2 separate regions of the Homo sapiens genome follow, and region 2 is linked to region 1. Evidence: chromatin contacts called from ENCODE Hi-C or POLR2A ChIA-PET data. All regions are on one chromosome and are shown on one strand. Each heading gives the region's core, a stretch centred on a gene start or an enhancer-like site at or near the end of the contact. The rest is flanking DNA. Distances are from core to core; before and after follow the strand shown. Region 1 has its middle 33 kb from the start of LINC01252. Region 2 overlaps ETV6 (ETS variant transcription factor 6).

Region 1 (3,531 bases), core at 269-2,768:
CTGTAGCCCAGGCTGGAGTATGCAGTGGCTGATCTCAGCTCACTGCAACCTCCACCTCCTAGGTTCAAGCGATTCTCCCACCTCAGCCTCCAGAGTAGCTGGGACTACAGGCGTGTGCTACCACGCCCGGCTACTTTTTGTATTTTTAGTAGAAACTGAGTTTCACCATGTTGGCCAAGCTGGTCTCAAACTCCTGACCTCAAGTGATCTGCTCACCTCGGGCTCCAAAAGTGCTGGCATTACAGGTATGAGCCACCGCGCCCAGCCTTTCCCCTAATTTCTTATTATCCCCTACCTCTAGGCTTCCCCATTCCCCTTTCTCAAGATCTTCTTTTATCCTCAAGACCACATGAGACATCATAACTTCATTGTGAGAGGCATTAATCTACTGGATGGAGCACATGTGGGGAGTATCTGGGGTCTATACCAATTTCCATAGTAACCTTTTTCAGGGAAATCACTTCATCCTTAAAAAATGGGATAAAGGAAAGAAATAAGGCTAACCACCCTGGGCTACATCCAAGAACAGTGCAGAGATATGGAGGGTTCCAGGCTGTGTGAAAGACGGTTCATAACTGCTACTAATTGTAGCTAGGAAAGAGAGGAAAGGAGAACACGAATTAGAGCCTGAGAATGGAGAGAGAGCTGAAGGAGTTGATGGCATGATTTGTCAAGCTAAAGGAAGAAAGAAAATGAGTCAAGAAACAGAAGGTCACAGAAGAAATTCAGCAATTAATTTGTTTAATACTGTGCCATTCCACCCTTCTTCTCCCAGTTCAGTGCACAATCCCTGAGCTCAGGATATGCCCTTGAAGTTTCAAAGTCAGGAAGGATAAGCTGGGGTTTCTGAAGAGGAGAGTTTTGGGGGCGGGGGCCTACTAGATATAAAGAAATATGTGTGCCTACTTTAGTACATTTTCCATTACATGATTTGAGTGAGGGTAAAAAGCATAAAATTAAGCATTTCATTTTTAAAATGTGTATTCAATATTCCAAGAGTTATTCTTATCAACTTAAATCCAGAATAATTTTTCATGTGATGACAAGCAATGGGACATGGTGATGTCTATGATTTTGTGTCCGAGCAAGTATTGTACACTTGATTAATCTTTTCTGGATAAAACATTAGCAATTCTTGGGAAACCAAAGCTTGAAGCAGAGCAGAATGAGGCGTGACACTGAGTAAGTGGTGAACTTGGTGTCATTGAGCTCCTTTTTAGGGATTAAACCATCTCAGAATGCATTTGACTCACTTCAGGAAGTAATGCTGCAAAGCAAATGACCTACTTCATACTTAATCCCCAATGCTGCAACTTTGTGCAGCATTTTGAAGAAGCCCAGAGGACCTGATCCTAGACCACCCATGAGGAAGTAGTAAACCCCCAACACCCACAACACTGCCCCCACATGCAGAAGTGAGAACAGATTCAAAATTGTGTGGAAGTGCTTGCTGCGAGGGCTTTTGGCCTCTGCCTGCCCATGTTAAGCAACTTGGGCACACACCTCCAGTGTCTTGGCAAGAATCTCCAACTCCCACAAGAATGGGAAGAAAGCCAAAGAAGGCCAAAGAAGGCCAAAACTTTCTCCAAACAAGCTCAGTAGCAAAACTCTGTGGGAGAGAGAGAAGTAAGGCAATTGCCCTAGGCATATTGGGCAGATGAGTCAGCACCCAGCAAGAGAGGAGCCTGTAATTCTGGAGAAGTTAGGGCTGGTACCACCATGGAATTAGGTGGAGAGGAAGAGAGAATGTGTACTCATCAAGAAAAATGGATAGTCCAGCATGCAGACATGGAAATGCCCTCTTCACCGTCCTTCCTTTCCTAAGAAATTCTGGGTTCTAGGCCAGGTGCAGTGGCTCACACCTGCAATCTCAGCACTCTGAGGCCAAGGCATGTGGGACACTTGAGGTCAGGAGTTCAAGACCAGGCTGGGCAACATGGCAAGACCCCATCTCTACAAAAAAATTAAAAAATTAGCCAGGCGAGGTAGTGCACACCTGTAGTCCCAGCTGCTAGGAAGACTGAGGTGGGAAGATGACTTGAGCCCAGGAGTTTGAGGCTGCAGTGAGCTATGATCGTGCTATTGCACTCCAGCCTGGGCAGCAGAGTGATACCGTCTCTAAAATAAAATAAAATAAAATAAAATAAAATAAAATAAAATAAATTCTGGGTTCTCTGTCCACACCTGTAGTTAAACTCACTGAGAAGGAAAATACCAAGCATTGCACCAAAGTCTAAGAAATCACCACTAAAGAACTTACCCCTGTAATCAAAAACCATATAGACCCCTAAAAACTATGGATATAAAATTTTATAAAAGAAAAGAAAAAGAAAATGCCCAGCAGGTGGCAGCACTAGACAACTGAAGTAAAACAAGGCTGCAAGGCAACACGAAAGTTCATCTTGGAGACTTTGCGCTGTAACTTTCCTTGGTGGGATTTTATTTAGCTATCAGTGAATATCTCATAAGAAGGAATTTGTATCCCAGCACCTACCACAGTGCCTGACACATGCTGGGTATATGTGTTGACTGAATGCAGGCAGGCTGGCAGGCAGGAAGGAAGGAAGGAAGGAATTTTGACAACTCACCTAAACTAGAAAAATGTCATCATTTGAAATGGCCATATTCTCTTCTTATCCCATCATTACTATTGTCATTTTAATTAGTTTTAGTAATATTAATAAAGCATCCTACTAGATTAATTTTCTCTACTCACCCTTTTGACAACCTACATCCTTATTCTCTACTGAATTAAATTTTTCTCATCGCTTTTGGAGACTTTTATTAAATCTCAGGGTTAAAAAAAAAAAACTCAAGATTAGAAACACCACAGCTAGAATTCCAGTTTTAAAAGAAATTATTTGTCTTTGAATGTTGGTGTTTATAAGGAAGGCATTTATGAGTAGACTATCGTTCTTTGATTAGTTGTATTTTTTTTAACCAATGACTTGTTTGCAGACTGTGCTTAAGTTTTATTATTATTTAAAAAAAATTTGTTTTCTTTTATTGACCATCTCTGAAATATGCTATTGTGCAGTGGCTTGCGCTTTTTTAGAATCCTACTTAATAATAATTTAAGGTAATAAAAGTTAGAAGAAAGACTAAATAAACTAATAGATGATAAGAAATCACTCTGCCCATGCACTGTGCTATATTGGGTCAGAGTGATGACTTTCTATCACTTTCGAGATAGAGGAAGAAAATCCTCACCCTTTGCTTCACCAGATACAGAAAATGGCTACATTGGACACCCGAATAAGAGCTTCCAAATCTACCTATTAGAACGAAGGGTAGCCAAACTTTCCCTGAAAGCTAATGTTAGCTGAGCACGATGGCTCATGCCTGCAATCCCAGCACTTTGGGAGGTCGAGGCAGGAGAATAGCTGGAGGCCAGGATTCATGACCAGCCTGGGCAACACAGCAAAACCCCCTCTCTAAAAGAAAATGTTTAAAATTAGCCAGGCATGGTGATGAGCGCCTGTAGTCTTAGCTAGCTACTCGGGAGGCTGCAGTGAGAGGCTCACGTGAGCA
Region 2 (4,027 bases), core at 117-2,616, 180 kb after region 1:
CATCTTTTTTAAAGAGATGATCTACCTCACAGATGGTTATTAAACAGTAAGAAAGATGCTGTGATTGAATGAAGATTGTGTTACTGAGTTTACACCTTAAAACACTGAACTTCCTGATAATTTGTGTTAAGCCAACACGCTTCAGAAAAATTGCCTGACGTTTGGTGCCTTAGTTTACCCACATGGCATGTGTGCCAGAACACGCTACAACAGGGTAAGAGGGCAGAGAACATGCTCTTGTAGGGGTCAGTTCCTTGAGCTCTGGTTCTACGTGGCTGATTACTTGGGTCATCCCAGCAGTTCATTCCATCTCTCAGGACTGTGGTTTCCACATCTGCAAAGTGAAATGGCCTGAGTATATGATTCCTAAGTTCTCCCCAACTCAATCGTCGCATTGTTCTCTTATTCCAGAAGAGAAACACAAGGGGTATCAGCAGTGGAACATTATCTGTAAATGCCAGATTTCATGATCATTCACTTGATTTTTAGGACTCAACATCAAATTTTAGTGCAGATGGTGGTACTTTCATGACACAGGAAATTGTCCTTCGTTTTACCTGTGATTGTTTTGGGAGGAAGCCCTCCTGCAAGGAAATAGGGAAATCCAACACCCAGCTCTGTTGAGCATTTCCCTATGGTTCCTGTGATTGAAATCGGGTTAATGCTTTTGTGGGATGAGAACTGGTGCCAGCTCCTAGGCCTTGCAGGGCTTCTAAAGACTGTCCCTGCCACTCTTGCCTTATGCTGGTTCCCAGGACCTTACAGCCAGATCACAGGCCTGCTCCCCTGTTCTCATAGCCCCCTTTCTGGCCTGAGAATTGTCTGTGGCTTGGCCCTTTGCCCCATGCAACATGCACAGGTGTGGCTTCTGCTAACTATCTACTTGACCCCAACTGTGTGATTAGCGGCAATCCCCTCTGCAACTCAAGGCGTGTTTGCCTTTCCTGTAACCTGTAAAAAATTTCAGTCTGCGTTTTTCTCCCTCTGGAGATGGTATCCACTGGGTTTTAGGCTTTACAGAGCCAGCTGATCTGCGTGGATGGGCCACACTATCCTCCCTTAGCCGGCTCCGTAGCACATGCACAATTAATACTGCATTAATTAATTATGGGAGAAAAAAAGCACAGTTGGCAAGGGAATGAAGGCTTTCAGCTTCTAAAGTGAAGGCTTTGATGCTGAGCTTGAAAGTACATTTCCATCCGCCTCAGCCAGCAGAGAGAATCTGTGACACTTATACCATCCCCTGGGCATGAAAACTCACACCCAAGGAAAGTATTTCTAAATAGAGGCCCTCAACTAGTTGCTGGAATCATCTACTCATTGCCATGGGCTGTGAAAAGGGGGTGTAAGATTAGGGAGAAAAGACTCGCCCAAAGCAGCAGTGATTCGTGACCAAAGCTGATGAGGGGTTTTATTTTTTCTCCTTAAGTAGCTCTTAAGTCACCAACATCAGGAACTCTTTGTAGAGAAACAAATATGAGTAAGTGATTTGGTGCCAGCCCTCTTGAGGACATAAAATGACTCTTTCTCCTTCCTCCTCCTCCTCGCATGCCTTGCTTCAGGAAGGAACCCTAAGGTGGTGCAGGTTCCCAAACCTGTTATTCGGATGGGTTGGAAGGTTCATCTCTGTTAGGCATGGTTTCCCACTAGATATGAACAAAGTCGGGGAGAAAATGCTTTCCTTTTTCATTCTGATTCCTTCACGCCATTGTTCTTGAACTCCTCAGCTCCCACACTGACTCCTTTCACTTCTCCTATGAGGTGGTAGTGAAGCCACCTCACAAAGTCCCCTCTCTGAACAGACGCAGTTCTCGTTCCCCTATTTACAACTCTGTCAAGCATTTTTCGTGGGGGCTCTTGCTGACCTTAAAATTTGGCCGTGATTCAAATATTCATCCAGGTATCTGGGGTTTTATTAAAGGTCTTTTAGGAACACAAAAGTAGGAATTCCCTGAGAGAGGTTTTCTTCACTTGAGACTCATGGGTTATAAATGAAACTACTGGAATGCCCTGACCAAGTGCTGAGAGGAGCTTCAGAGACCCACAAAAACCTAAAAAGATGTGAAATTTGTCTCTGATCAAATAGATTTTGGACCTTATGAAAGAAAATAAGCTTTTCTTTTGATTCTTAGAGAAAAATTTTTGCTTCAGATGAATCCAAGTGTGTGTGCACGCACGTGCTTTCGTTGGGATCGTCTTATAGCTGTTATTCCAGATACCTGCTTCACAAAGCTTCTGTGATTATTCCTACTACTGTGACGATTCCTGCCACCCCAGTGATCGGGGAAAAGAACTTGAAATACAACTGGGTATTGTAGCATTGGCACTGTGCAGACGCTGTGTAGCTCTCTCATGTCTGGTACTTCTTTGTTTGCTAAAGGAGTATTGAGATTCAGAAAGTGGCTGCCTTCTAAACCTTTATTGTTCAGATAGCATTACTTTGGACCCAGGACAGAGGGCTTATAGTTGACTGTGAACGGGGTGAATGTTATACTTAAGCAGGGAATGTGGTCACCCAGTTGCAATGATTTAGAGTGCTTTGAACATAAATATCTCCCACGATGAATGACCAGGGTGCCTGAAATTCCATTGTTGAGACATTCCTTTTGGATCAGGCATTATTTCCACATAGCTCCACTTTTAAAAGTAAATCATTATGGCAGGAGATAGTTATGGAGAGAGATAATTAATACCTCAAGTCCCTAATATCTTAATGAAAATTAGCTTATCAGATCTCCTGAATTTTTTGAAGTGGAAGGACCGTGGCCAGCACGGAGTGGGTAGAGTTGGAAATAAGCACTATAATTTGCTTAGGGCTGGCCTTCTCTGTGGATAAGACAGATGGAAAACTAGATGGAAAATCCAGGCCTCCTGATTTAGACAAAACATTGTGAGCCTGGAGCTCTGAGGCCAGGATGAGCAGTCTGCTACTTACTGTGCGTGGCCATTGCTCTCAAGACATTGCCATCATCAGTCTTGGCCAAAGAAGGTCAGGTCTCCTCTAGTACACTGGCGATTTGAGAATGTGCAAGTCATCTGCATTTCTTTGACAGGAGTAGTGAATTTGGGAGTATAAATCTGAATCCTTAAGCCTTTCAACCATTCTCACTAAATGTCTTTACTTCAGGGATGATCACGTTTGATCGTAATGCCAAGATCTTGCAGATGTATAAAGGGCATGGTAATCCAAGTCTTGAGTTGAAGTAAGTGGTCAGGAAAATCTTGACCCTTGGGGAAGGAGCTACCAGAGCTGGGTGGCCTATGTGTGTGTGACAGGGAGGAGGTGTGCAGAATTTGGGGGAAAGATCCTTTGTAGTTCTCCATGTGGAATAATAACTTCCATTTATTGAGTGCTTATGGTAGGCGCTTTTCACATGTATTGTATCATTTAACCCTCTAGGCAGTCCTGTGAACTGGGTTTTATTATCCTCATCTTACTGATGAAGAGTCAAACTTAAAGAGGAAAAGGAACTTGACCAGAGTCACAGAGGTGGTAGGTGGGAGACAGGTCCATCCAATATACACCTTGCCTTCCAATAGAAGCCAAAGCCCTATTGCCTAATCTCTTCACTTTAAGAACATGAAGAATAGTGTTGAGTTCCCCTTTGAGATCTGACTGTGGTTAAAGCTTCACAAATTTCAGAAAAACAGAATAACTCACTAAAATAAAAATTTAAAGCTACCCCACAGAAAACATCTACCACAACCCAAAACTTCAGGGTTTATATATCCAGATTTTAGTGAACTATATGACTCTCCCTAGTCCCTTGCTCTGTCTCCTGGTAAATACTGTCCCTTTCAGAGCCCTGGCACATACATAGTGTAATAAGATCAGACCCCATCCCCCTACCATTCCAATGCAATCTAATTGCAAAGTGAAAATCCAGGGCCGTCTTAGATCCTCATCTGTCTACGTCTCTCTTGGTCCCCACTGCTTGATACGCAGTCTCAGGTTCAATACCATTCTCTCTTTTTGTGCTTTAGGTCTCTGTATTGTTTCCTTTTCACCACTTTTTTTTTTTTAATG

Evidence for each region. A loop is a pair of places that touch in the nucleus more often than their neighbours do. ChIA-PET counts read pairs that join two places held with the same protein, here RNA polymerase II (POLR2A). Pooled maps may share reads with other maps.
Region 2: a map of GM12878 shows a loop between it and region 1 (2.3-fold over the local background). The contact joins two enhancer-like sites. A Hi-C loop is called at or near these places in 4 of 168 maps with a recorded cell type or tissue (GM12878 and endothelial cell of umbilical vein), 33 of 37 single-sample maps with no recorded cell type and 20 of 50 pooled maps. POLR2A ChIA-PET finds 5 or more read pairs at or near these places in 3 of 52 experiments (GM12878, Panc1 and activated naive CD4-positive, alpha-beta T cell).

What each region holds. Positions count from the first base shown.
Region 1 is chr12:11,579,018-11,582,548 of GRCh38, forward strand. No RefSeq gene overlaps it. Among named protein-coding and RNA genes, the nearest start is that of LINC01252, 33 kb to the left of the region's middle. RefSeq lists an enhancer at 1-51. Within about 2 kb of position 1,519, at least 11 of the 41 ENCODE cell types and tissues checked have a DNase peak (open chromatin) inside an H3K27ac peak, as active enhancers do; they include GM12878, where a contact is called at or near this core.
Region 2 is chr12:11,761,450-11,765,476 of GRCh38, forward strand. The region is part of intron 2 of ETV6 (ETS variant transcription factor 6); the gene reads left to right. Among named protein-coding and RNA genes, the nearest start is that of ETV6, 110 kb to the left of the region's middle. RefSeq lists enhancers at 658-827, 838-957, 1,458-1,507, 1,838-2,047. Within about 2 kb of position 1,367, at least 10 of the 41 ENCODE cell types and tissues checked have a DNase peak (open chromatin) inside an H3K27ac peak, as active enhancers do; they include GM12878, where a contact is called at or near this core.